2 separate regions of the Homo sapiens genome follow, and region 2 is linked to region 1. The links are chromatin contacts, found by Hi-C or POLR2A ChIA-PET in ENCODE. All regions are on one chromosome and are shown on one strand. Each heading gives the region's core, a stretch centred on a gene start or an enhancer-like site at or near the end of the contact. The rest is flanking DNA. Distances are from core to core; before and after follow the strand shown. Region 1 holds the start of SMPD3 (sphingomyelin phosphodiesterase 3). Region 2 overlaps SLC7A6 (solute carrier family 7 member 6).

Region 1 (5,407 bases), core at 2,721-5,220:
TCACTGAGATCTTTTCTTCCCCAAGAAGAAGGGAGAAGGCCAGCACTGTGTTCCCCTGGAATCTTTCACTACTCTAGCTTCGAAGTATTTAGAATTCCATTCATTCCTTTAGGGTTCTGTGCCCTAAAACCACCCCTTAAAAATGACAAAACAAATATATTGAGCATTTTCTCATATGAGTCAGGCCTTTTATCACATTTAACCCTCACAATTCTGAAGAACACATTTTAATTTCACAAATGAGAAAACTGAGACCCAGAACAATTAAATATTAAATAACCTAATCAAAGTCATACAATTAGTAAGAGAGAGAAAGGGGATTCAAACTCAGATTACCCAAGAAATTATCTCCTGTTTATTCATGGTCAAACCAATTTCTGGTAATCCAAGAAGAATAATGTGAAAACAGACTAACATTTGGTAAGTGCTTAATATTTATAAAGTACTTTACATAAGGAATCTCATTTATCCCTTATGACATTTTCAAATAAACAGACTGCAAATCCAAGGAGGTAGTTTAGGCAAGGTCACACAGCTAGTAAGTAGCTTTGAATTTCCCTACCTCCACCCTTAAAAAAAATTTCTTTTTTTTTAGAGACAGGTCTTGCTCTGTCACTCAGGCTACTAGAATGCAGTGGTGTGATTGATCATAGTTCACTGCAGCCTCAAACTCCTGGGCTCAAGCAACCCTCCCACCCCAACCTCCTGAGTAGCTGGGACTACAGGCATGCGCCACTGCACTGAGTTATTTTTTTTTTTTTTAATTTTTAGTACAGGCAGAGTCTCACTATGTAGCCCAAGCTGGTCTCAAATCCCTGGCCTCCAGCAATCCTCCTGCCTTGGCCTGTCAAACTGCTGAGATTACATGTGTGAGCCACTACACCCAGCCCCACCTCCAGCCTTATTAGCTGCTACCTAACACCAATAAACAGCATTTTACAACTGAAAAAACAGCTCCAGCCCAGGATCACACATCTAATCAGAGGCAAAGTCAGGATTAGGATCCAGGTTTCCTAACTCTACTTGGCTGTGCAGATGCTGTTATAGTCTCTGGGTGCTGCCAGAATTGTGGAACCCTGACTTTTTCCTATTTATAACAATTTGCCAAAACTGAAATTGGATTCCAGTGGTAGATGGATGGTGGTACACTACTTCTGAAGGGGTAAACGGACCTCCACAGGGTTTCAGCTCTGGCTTCAGGTGGACTTATTTGGTATCCCTCTGCAATACTCGGGTGATACTCTGCTGATGCCCACCTGGTGGCATGGTCCTCCCTGATCCACTTTTCCAACAGCCTCTGCTCTCACTGCATCCACTGAATGAGGCACTCTGCTTTAGCACACGTCCCATTTCCCCCTGCCTCCTTACCGTTTTCTCTTCAGTAATAAGACCCCATCTGTTCACCCAGCTCCAATTGCCTTCCCTGATGGTTTAGCCAGGATCAAAGCCCCTCTGCCATGCCTCTTAAAGTCCTGTTGGTTCTTCCCTAAATGCCATCTGTTTTACTCACTCCCCCACCCTAGCCTTCCCTTCCTGGATGTTACTAACTCAAGGATGACAGAGCTGCTTTCTCTCAGGCTCTGTCTCTTTGGTTTGAATTAGGTCCAGAGTAAAAGTCCCCTTGGTTATTTCCTTCTTGGCCATGAGTTAATTATTCCCATATATTAAGGCATTCTCCCCAGAGTGTATCAGCTGACATACACAAAAAAACATCTGGAGAAGGTGATAAAATGAAATGTGTAGATTAACTAGGCCATCTAGCCAACATCAGAATGTTTAGTGGAGAAATATTCAGGAAAGATGCTACCTAGCAAGGTGGGACATCACCAATGAGGCCTAAGATGCTGAGCAGAGGGTTGAAAGAAGAGCAGGAGGCCGGGCACAGTGGCTCACACCTGTAATGCCAGCACTTGGGGAGACCAAGGTGGGCCTAGGTGGCAGAGGCTGCAGTGAGCTGAGATCGCGCCATTGCACTCCAGCCATTGCACTCCAGGCAACAAGAGCGAAACTCCGTCGAAAAAAAAAAAAAAGAGAGAGAAAGAAAGAAAGAAAAAAGAAAGAGCAGGAATCTTAGGACATCTTTACTTCATAACTGACAGGGCAGAAGATCTTTCTCAGAAAAGGAGTGGGAGGTAGGGCATTTAGGCACAGAAACGAGTAGGGCCAACAGCTAGAAATAGCGGAACATGAAGAACTGATGACATTTCAGGGAGAACTGACAGGAATAATAGGCATGGGTCTATCAATCTCTAGCATCATAGGATTAAAAGGGTACTCAAAGCATTCAGGTAAAATCCCAACCCACTGTACAAATGAAATAAACATTTCTTCAAGGGGGCGGCATGCCTCTAACTGAACACCTCCAGCAATGAGAAATGCCCAACTTTAGGAAATCAGAGTTTTGGAGGTGTATGTGAATGAGGTTCCTTTATTTTCTTTTTTTTAATTTTATTCTTTTTCTCTTTTTTTTTTTTTTTTTTTGAGACAGGGTCTCACTCTGTTGTCCAGGCTGGAGTGTAGTGGTGCAATCTCGACTCACTGCAACCTCCACCTCCCGGGGTTCAAGCGATTCTCCCGCCTCAGCCTCCTGAATAGCTGGGATTACAGGCACGTGCCACCACGCCCAGCTAATTTTTGTATTTTTAGTAGAGACTGGGTTTCACCATTTTGGTCAGACTTGTCTCGAACTCCTGACCTAGTGATCCACCTGCCTCGGCCTCCCAAAGTTCTGGGATTACAGGCGTGAGCCACCACGCCCGGCCCAATTCATTTTCAATTCAACAAATATCTATATTTATATCTCAATAGCTAGTGAGTGCCTACTACGTGCCAGATACTAGACACTGGACTGTAAGTATGAATAATATAGACATGGCCCCTCCCCTGTGGATCTTATAATGAGGAAGACGAGCACATAAACATGCAAGTAGAACAGGGGAAGTAGAGGGTGCTGCTCAAACACAGGGTGGGGCACTCAACAGACAGCCCAGCATCTAGATGTCTTCACAAAACAGGCAATGTCTAGGCTGGGGCTTGCCGACGAGTTAGCTGAGGGCAGGGTGGAGAGGCCCAAGGGAGTAGGAGGCTTCCCAGCTTCCAAAGAAGTTAAGAGTGTTGCAAAAAAGTGGAGTCCAGATCTTGAAGGGGAGAGTGGGCTTAGGTCCGGGGGCATGTGAAGCGCCCTCCGTCTGCTGCGCTGGGGGAGATGCTGCGGTATCCTGGAGTGGTGTGAAGGAGGCCAGGACCTGCGATGGGAAGACGGAGACGGGAAGGCCCTGGTGGCCCAAGGGATGACCAAAAGTGAAGCGCTCCTCTATGACAAGATTGAGACAAAAATAAAGGAATAAAGTTCTGAATGCGGTGGGAGAGTCTCCTCCGTCCTCCCTCACCTTTGCTGGGCAGGAACCAAACCTGCTTGCCCTCGGTTTGCCCCATCACCGACGGGTGTGGTCGGGGGCACAGCTCTTCGCCCTTCTTCTCAGATAGGAAAACTGAGGCCCAGGGTCCTGAGGCAGAAATCAAGGTTTTCTCCTCGAAATGGCCTCCCAAGAGGCTGCCCGGGGTCTCACACGATCCTTCGAGGGTCCTGCGGCCTGCCCCACGCCTCCGCCAGCCATCCTCGGCTGGTCGTCTTTGCTATGGAAACGGTCCTCCCGCCCTGCTCCGCGCCTCCGTGTCTTCAGTGCACTCTGGGAAATGCAGTCCCGCTCTGTTTGCCTACCCGCGGCGTGAGCCCACTCCGCGTCCTTAAAGAACTATAAGTCCCAGAAGGCTGTGCGAAACTCCGCCGGTCTCTGGGGGATGTGGTCTTGAAGGAGAGACCCAGGAACCTGCGGGCGGGGCCGGAGGGAGAGGGGAGGACGCCCCCAATGGGCAGACTCCTGGGCGGGGTCCGGGTCACCATTGGCTCCGGCGGCGCGAGGGAGGCGGGGTCAGAGGAATGAAGCGCGGAGCTGTTCGCCGCTCCAGGTGCTGAGTCTGAGGGAGGCTCCGGACCCGAGAGCCGCGAGAGCCGCCGCCGCTGCGGCCGCCGCCAGATCTGCGGCCGGGAGCCCGGGCTGTGAGGAGCCGGGAGGAGCGGGGTGCGCTGCCGGGCGCTGACCGCCCTCCCGCCCGCCGTCAGAGGTCAGTGCTGCTGAATTCGCTTTTGTTTTCTTGGGGAGCGGGCGAACCGAGGCGTGAGGGGCTGGGGAGTTGACGGGACGTGTTCTCGTTGCTCTCAGGACCGCGGGTCCCGGACAGCCGCCGACTGACTAGGGGCCTCCCGTGGCCGGGCGCCGGAGGTCGGAGCAGCTTGGGTTAGTTTTCGTTTTATCATGGAGAAGGCTCTTGGGTATGAGGGGCGAGGGCTGGGGGTCACCCCCACCCCCCATCTCTCCTGGGAGAGCGAGGAGGCTTGGACCCTCCCTCCCGCTGTGCCTGGCGACGGGGCTGCTCGGATTACTCAGGACGGGAGGATGAGGTGTTGTGGGATGAAGGGACTCGAGGCAGGGGGACCCCTCCCCGCAACACTTCGGCTGCTCGAGGTTACAAAGGAGTCTGGTGGTGATGGATGAGATCGCGGACCGCTCCCCTAGCCCAGACCCTCCCAGGGGTATTCAGGAAGGGCTGCTTGGGATGCAGGGAAGACCCTTGCCCAGGCCCCTTCCTCCACACTCGCCCCCCTCCCTATTCCCCCCTCCTCCCTTGGCCCTAGGGTTTTGTAAAGAGGAGGATCGAGGATGTGGAAGAGACAGAGGACTCTTACCCCTCCCACTTGGACCCTCCTAGGTTACTGGTGAAGGGTGGAATTGGAATGTGGCAGGGAAACGCTGGGAGACCCCTCCCCATCCTTCTCGGAGTCGCGGGTGGAGGAAAGCACTGACACTCGGAATCCCCCGCGCTCGGGCCCGCGCCGAGGGTTGGGTGGCCTGGGTGTGAGAGGTAGTGTAGGGGGATGTACGAGGACAGGAGGGACCCCTCCCCACCTCTCCCCACCTGGGCCTTATCTCCCAGGCCCTCCCTACCTGGATCCAGGCCTGGGGCTCTAAGTCGAGACGACCCGCCCTAGCCCACCACGCCCCGGGGACCGAGCCTCTGGCACCGCAGCTGGGGGCCAATCCCAGATGGGCATGTACAGAGCGGGACGGGGCGGGTCTCCCCTCAAGCACTCAAGAGCTCCAGGTAGACGCTACCCCCAACCTCGTGCCCGCGAATCTTTGGGGGCTGCTCCGCTCCGATGCAGGGCGCACCCCAAACCGAGGCTCGGGGACCTGCTTCCAGGACGCGCGGTGGCTGTTCCAAGGCATGGGGCTTTCGCGCTCGGCCCAGGCATCCTCGAGAGGACAAAGCGGCGGTCGCCGCACTGGCAGGCCTGCGCCGCGGGCTGGGCGGGGGGCGCGGCCGCGGAGGGGGGGCTTCGGGCGCG
Region 2 (5,575 bases), core at 1,904-4,403, 160 kb after region 1:
CTCTATCCCCACAGATTACTTTTATGACCCAATCATGACCCAAGCTTCAGGAGCTCCTAGGCCCTTGGCTGGCTTCCTGCAATGCTCCCAGCCTCCACCAAAGGAAACCAGCCCTGAGGGACAGGCTGACTCATGTCCACTTGGCCAAGCCAGCCTGGCCCAAAAAGCCCAGAAAGAAATCTACTCCCATCTCTTGCACTCACTGACACATGCTAGCATGTACATAGAAACAGCCGAGCAGTGAAGCTAACAGAGTCGCCATGTTCTCCTCAGGGAATCCAGAGGAACTGTTGGTGGTACCCCCCTTCCCACCACTTACCCTGGCACAGTTTAACAAGGCCCATGACAATGATGGCAATGAGCGCTACGACCTTGGCGTAAGTGAACGTGTCCTGCACACGTGTGCCCCACTTGACATAGGCACAGTTCACAAATGTCAGCAGACCTAGGAGGAAAACCACAAAGTCACTGGCAGGCTTGAGTTGAGGGCACAGGGGCCCAACCCCTCTTTACAGAGAGCACTCTTTCTGCCCTTCCTGCCTAAGGCAAAGGGGCCAATGGACCAGTCAGAACAAGGCGAACTGGCAAGCGAGGGGACACCCTGCACCCGCCCCAGCTGACAGCACACAGGCACTTCCATCACTACTGGTGCTCAAGGATATGAAGGCATGCGTGAACACATACTTATACATCCTGATGGCTAGCACCATTTCTGGGAATTCCCCCCAGGCCCAGGGATGGGTGATTTCACCTACTCTTTCCCACCCAGACTCCCAAGGTTCCAAACCACAGGAGACACAAGACCTCTTCATGGCCAAAAGAAACTCATCAGTAAGTGAGGTAAATTTGAATGCAGATGGCAGGTTACCTAAGAAATTAGAGAGACAGTGTTTTGCATTAAGTGTAAAAATGAGGCCAGGTGCAGTGGCTCACACCTGTAATCCCAGCACTTTGGGAAACTGAGGCAGATGGATCATGTGAGCCCAGGAGTTAGAGACCAGCCTGGGCAACATGGAGAAACCCTGTCCCTACAAAAAATACAAAAATTAGCTGGGCGTGGTGGTGCACACCTGTAGTCCCAGCTACTCAGGAGGCTGAGGAGGGAGGGTCGCTTGAGCCTAGGAGGTTGAGGCAGCAGTGAGCCGTGCACTCCAGCCTGATGACAGAGTAAGACCTCGTCTCAAAAAAAAAAAAAAAAGGAGAAAAAGAAAAGTCTGTTATATGCCTGACAATTTCACATACACCTCTCCATCAATTCTCACGACTCCAAAATACAGATATTCCTATTCCCATTTTATGGATGAGGAAACTGAGGTGAGAGAAGCTAACTACCATTTCTAAGTTCACATTCCCAAGCCCACTGATCGCTTCCACCCTCATTCCTACCCATACCTCCCAATTCTCAATGAAGTCCATGGAGAAGCGCACCCACTCGAGTACTCCCTAGGCTCACGTGGCTTTAAGTTCTAGCTCCTCACACACTTCAGTGACATCTGGGCCCTGTGCTGAGAGCCCCGGCACTTTGCTCCTGCTAAACAATGACTGATCCATGGGGACGACATAAGAGCAATATCCAGCAGGAAGGAACGCAGTGACATCTGTGAGTACTGCCTCTAGCATACAAAAACAGAACTTTTATGTGCACCTCAAATCTTACTACAAAATCTTTTGGGCCCATCCTCTAGGCCAACTCCACTTACTCCTACCCACTTTGCACTCTCTCCTTCAGCCAGACTCTCTCTCTTACTCGTACCGTACACACACATAAAAAGAAATGTCCTCCCCTCCTCTTCCTGCCATAGCCAACAGCAACTCCCAGTCAAGGTCTAGTTCAGCCCCCACTTCCTCTTCCTCTGTAAAACCTTCTCTGAATACACCACCCCACCCCTCTCTGAGCTCTTTCTCTCCTGAACCACATGGCATTCCTGCTTCTTAGCACAGGTTAGTGTCTATGCTATCATCATGTAGACACCTGTCTCAAGTCTCTCCCTCAGGTGATTGGGTCATGCTTCTCCCAAGATCACAAATTCTCAGAAGGTAACAGCAGTATATCATTTTATTTTCCTTCTTTCCTTCTTTTTTTTTTTTTTTTTTTTTTTGAGACAGGGTCTTGCTCTGTCACCCAGGCTGGAGTGGGTGCGATCACAGCTCACTGCAGCCTCGATGTCCAGGGCTCAAGTGATCTTCCCACCTCAACCTCCTATTAGCTGGGACCACAGGTGCACACCACCACACCCAGCTAATTAAAAAAAAATTATTTTGTAGAGACAGGGGTCTTGCTGTATTGTCCAGGCTGGTCTGGAACTCCTGGGCTCAAGCAATCCTCCTGCCTCAGCCTCCCATATTAGGATTACAGGCATGAGCCACTATGCCTGGCCACGTTGTTTTCTTAAGCTCATCACCAAGCAAAGAGGGGCACTGATAAACCCTGGTTGGAACCAAGGTGGTAAGATTTTCACTCTAACTTCCAATTCCCTGGAGCAAGGCAAATTGTCAGAAAGTTGGATATTCTTCCATTCAAATGGAGAGAAGTGCCTATGGCCAGCCTGTGAAAATGAACACAGGTGGCAGGTGCCAGGCTCAATGGCTTCAAAGAGCTTTCACTCAGTACACTGGCCAGTAACACAGGTGCTTACTAGTCAATCATGATGTGGGAGTAGGGGGACAGTGGTCAAATGGGAGGGGAGAAGCAGCCCAAAGAAATGCATGCTGCTGGCAGGTCTTCCCAGGGACCTACCCTGATGATCAAAGCTACCTGTATGGGGTTAAGCCTCAATCAGCTAACATAAGGATTACCTAGTTAATAGGTACCAGTAATCCATAGGCCCCTACACAGTACAGTAGCCATGTTTTGAAGTACCTGCCCAGCTCCTTCTTGGGAATTGCTCCCCCTTCCCTATCATGACTGATGGAGCCAGACACTGGACCCAAGTTGAGCCTGTTACATTGCCTCTCCCAGAAACACAGAGTTGGAATACCAAGAAACTGAATCTAACAGTAATGGGCAGAAGGGTCAGGAGCTACAGCAAGTGAAAGTCACATACAAGCCCTTAGTAACAAAGGGACAGAAACCATAAGTAAATAGAGGAAGGAAGCAGAACACAAAAAGAAGCAGAAGTGGGAGGGCATGCAGCTTAGACAAAAAGACAGACAGGGGGCCGGGGCAGCGGTGCACACCTGGAGTCCCAACTGTGTGGGAGGCTGAGGTGGGAGAACTGCCGAACCCAGGAGTCCGGGCCTATAGTGCACTGTAATAGCATCTGTGAATAGTCACTGCACTCCAGCCAGGGCAACAGAGTGAGAACTTGTCTCTAAAAAAAAAAAAAAAAAAGACGAGAAAATACACAGAAGAGACAGAGGGGTGAGAGATAAGAGACAAGGAGGCAGAGACAGAAGAGGATAAAAGGAGAGAAACACAAAAAGGTGGAAATAAACATGGAGAAAGAGACTGTCTGACAATATCCTGGCAGTGCTAACTGTGCTTCTGGTTTGCAGCTCCAAGGGGAAGAGAAGCTGATACACTCCTCAGACCCACTAACTGGCACTGGGTCTCACTTCTGATCCTTCTCCTTCCTTCTATCCTGCCATAAATGTCCTACAGGTTTGGTCCTCTCTGTGCACAGGTAAATATTACACACAGTGGAAATTCAACTATGTGCTAAACTAATGAATAAAGAAGGCTGCTTGTGGAAATGCCTGCAGAGTCCATTCCAATAGACCAGCTGGAAGGATACAAAAGCACCTGGTCAGAGTGGCTCCTCTGGGGAGAAAGACTAAAGCTGTGGAGAGGGAAGGAGACTTTTTCCACTCTGTGGTTTACCATGGTTTACCGTGAACATACGCCTCTTTCTAGATAAAAATAAAAATAGTTCGTGCTCACTTCAGCAGCACATATACTAAAATTGGAACGACGCAAAGAAGATTAGCATGGCCCCTGAAAATTTTTAAAAGAATTTGTTTAAAAATAAAAATGGTTCATTAGCAACAATGTAGCACCAGAAGGCAGAGCCAGGGTAGTGTGAAGCTAGGAGGCACCTAGGGCACAAAATTTAAGGAGGCACTCACTCTCAGGGGACCACATGCCGGAACCTGAGAGTGAGTACGCCCTTCAACGCTGACCCCAGGCACCTCGTTTGCCTCACCCTACTATCAGCCCTGCCAGAGAACAGAGAGCTCCTAGAACAGTCTGTCAAGCAGAAGCCAAGTCCCTTGACTGTTCTCCTGATTCTAATTAAGAAACAAAATTTCACCATCTGATCCTTACTCCTCTATTGCTTCCCAGAACTCCCAGCCCCCCTAGCTTACCATAAACTATCAGAGTTCAAACAAAGTCAACAACTGGGCCTTAAAGCCAGATGCTAAGATTCAGCTACCACAATTAAAACATCCAAGCCTTCCCTCTTCTCCTGATCTCATTTCCTTGCTGGACAAGCCTGCACCAAGGAGCGTGGGACCCACGTGAGGGTCTTCAAGGCTCTCTGGGAGCTTATTGCTGAGAAAGGAGTACTCAAATGGCAGATCCAAACTGAAAGCCAAAGCAGAAACAAATCCCCAAAGTCTCTGTGGCAGACATGGCTAGTTATCTTCCTCTATCTGTTCTTCCCTTTTTCATTCGTAATAGAAATTTTAGCTGAAGGCATGGCTGTCCAAAATAAAGCTGACATTGCCCAGCCTCTCCTGCAGGTAGGTACGGCTGTGCAACCAGGTTTTCTCCCGGGATGTATGCAAATATTTCATATAAGACCTCAGAAAGTGTCTTTAAATGGGGGAGGCAGTGTCTTTGTCCTTCTTGTCAGTTACAGTGCAGACATGACAGCTAGAGCTTCAATAACCATCCTGGACCACCAGCTAGAAGTCACAGGCTGAGGATGGCAGGAAGACAGAAGGAATAAACCTGGCTCCCTGAAGAACTGAAGTCATCCAAACCACACTGCCTCCTTTTAACATGTGAGAGAAACAAACATCAACATGTTTGAGCCATGCTGCTAAAGGTTTTCTGTTGTCTGAAACCCAAGTTAATAGTGAATAACATATGCACCCTCTCGCAGAACTGTGCCTTTCATACTCTCTTTCTGATGAGGAGATTGCCTGGCAATCTGAAGCTGTACTCCCAGCTACGCTGACAGTAGTCACAACTCTCTTTTCCCACAGGCAACAGAGAGCGGAGGGAAACCTTCCAATTCCTCCCAGACAGGCTGAATGTTATAAAGGGGCATTCAAGGACAAAGGAGTGCAACCGTAAACAAAAAATAACAACAAAAATGTGGAAGAAAGGCCGGGCGCAGTGGCTCACACCTGTAATGCCAGCACTTTGGGAGGCCGAGGCGGGCAAATCACAAGGTCAAGGGTTTGAGACTAGCCTGGCCAGTATGGTGAAACCCCGTCTCTACTAAAAATACAAAATAATTAGCTGGGCATAGTGGCGTATGCCTGTAGTCCCAGCTAATCAGCAGGCCGAGGCAGGAGAATCACTTGAACCCGGGAGGCAGAGGTTGCAATGAGCCAAGATCACGCCACTGGACTCCAGCCTGGGCAACAGAGTGAGACTCCATCTAAAAAAAAAAAAATGTGGAAG

The links. A loop is a pair of places that touch in the nucleus more often than their neighbours do. ChIA-PET counts read pairs that join two places held with the same protein, here RNA polymerase II (POLR2A). Pooled maps may share reads with other maps.
Region 2: a loop to region 1 is called in a map of naive thymus-derived CD4-positive, alpha-beta T cell, with 14 times the contacts of the local background. The contact joins the enhancer-like site here to the promoter of SMPD3 in region 1. A Hi-C loop is called at or near these places in 1 of 168 maps with a recorded cell type or tissue (naive thymus-derived CD4-positive, alpha-beta T cell) and 7 of 50 pooled maps. POLR2A ChIA-PET finds 5 or more read pairs at or near these places in 4 of 52 experiments (PC-9, WTC11, activated CD4-positive, alpha-beta T cell and 1 more).

What each region holds. Positions count from the first base shown.
Region 1 is chr16:68,447,071-68,452,477 of GRCh38, reverse strand. SMPD3 (sphingomyelin phosphodiesterase 3) reads left to right here and starts at 3,970. Exons shown (of 9, transcript NM_018667.4): 1 at 3,970-4,125. LOC124903705 (a long non-coding RNA gene) reads right to left here and starts at 3,638. Exons shown (of 2, transcript XR_007065097.1): 1 at 3,412-3,638; 2 at 333-3,313. RefSeq lists an enhancer at 3,603-3,652 and a silencer at 3,753-4,272.
Region 2 is chr16:68,282,616-68,288,190 of GRCh38, reverse strand. It overlaps SLC7A6 (solute carrier family 7 member 6), which reads right to left. Exons shown (of 11, transcript NM_003983.6): 4 at 320-445. It also overlaps the pseudogene RNU6-1262P. Among named protein-coding and RNA genes, the nearest start is that of SLC7A6, 21 kb to the right of the region's middle. RefSeq lists a silencer at 1,531-1,825 and an enhancer at 3,830-3,969. Within about 2 kb of position 3,153, at least 15 of the 41 ENCODE cell types and tissues checked have a DNase peak (open chromatin) inside an H3K27ac peak, as active enhancers do.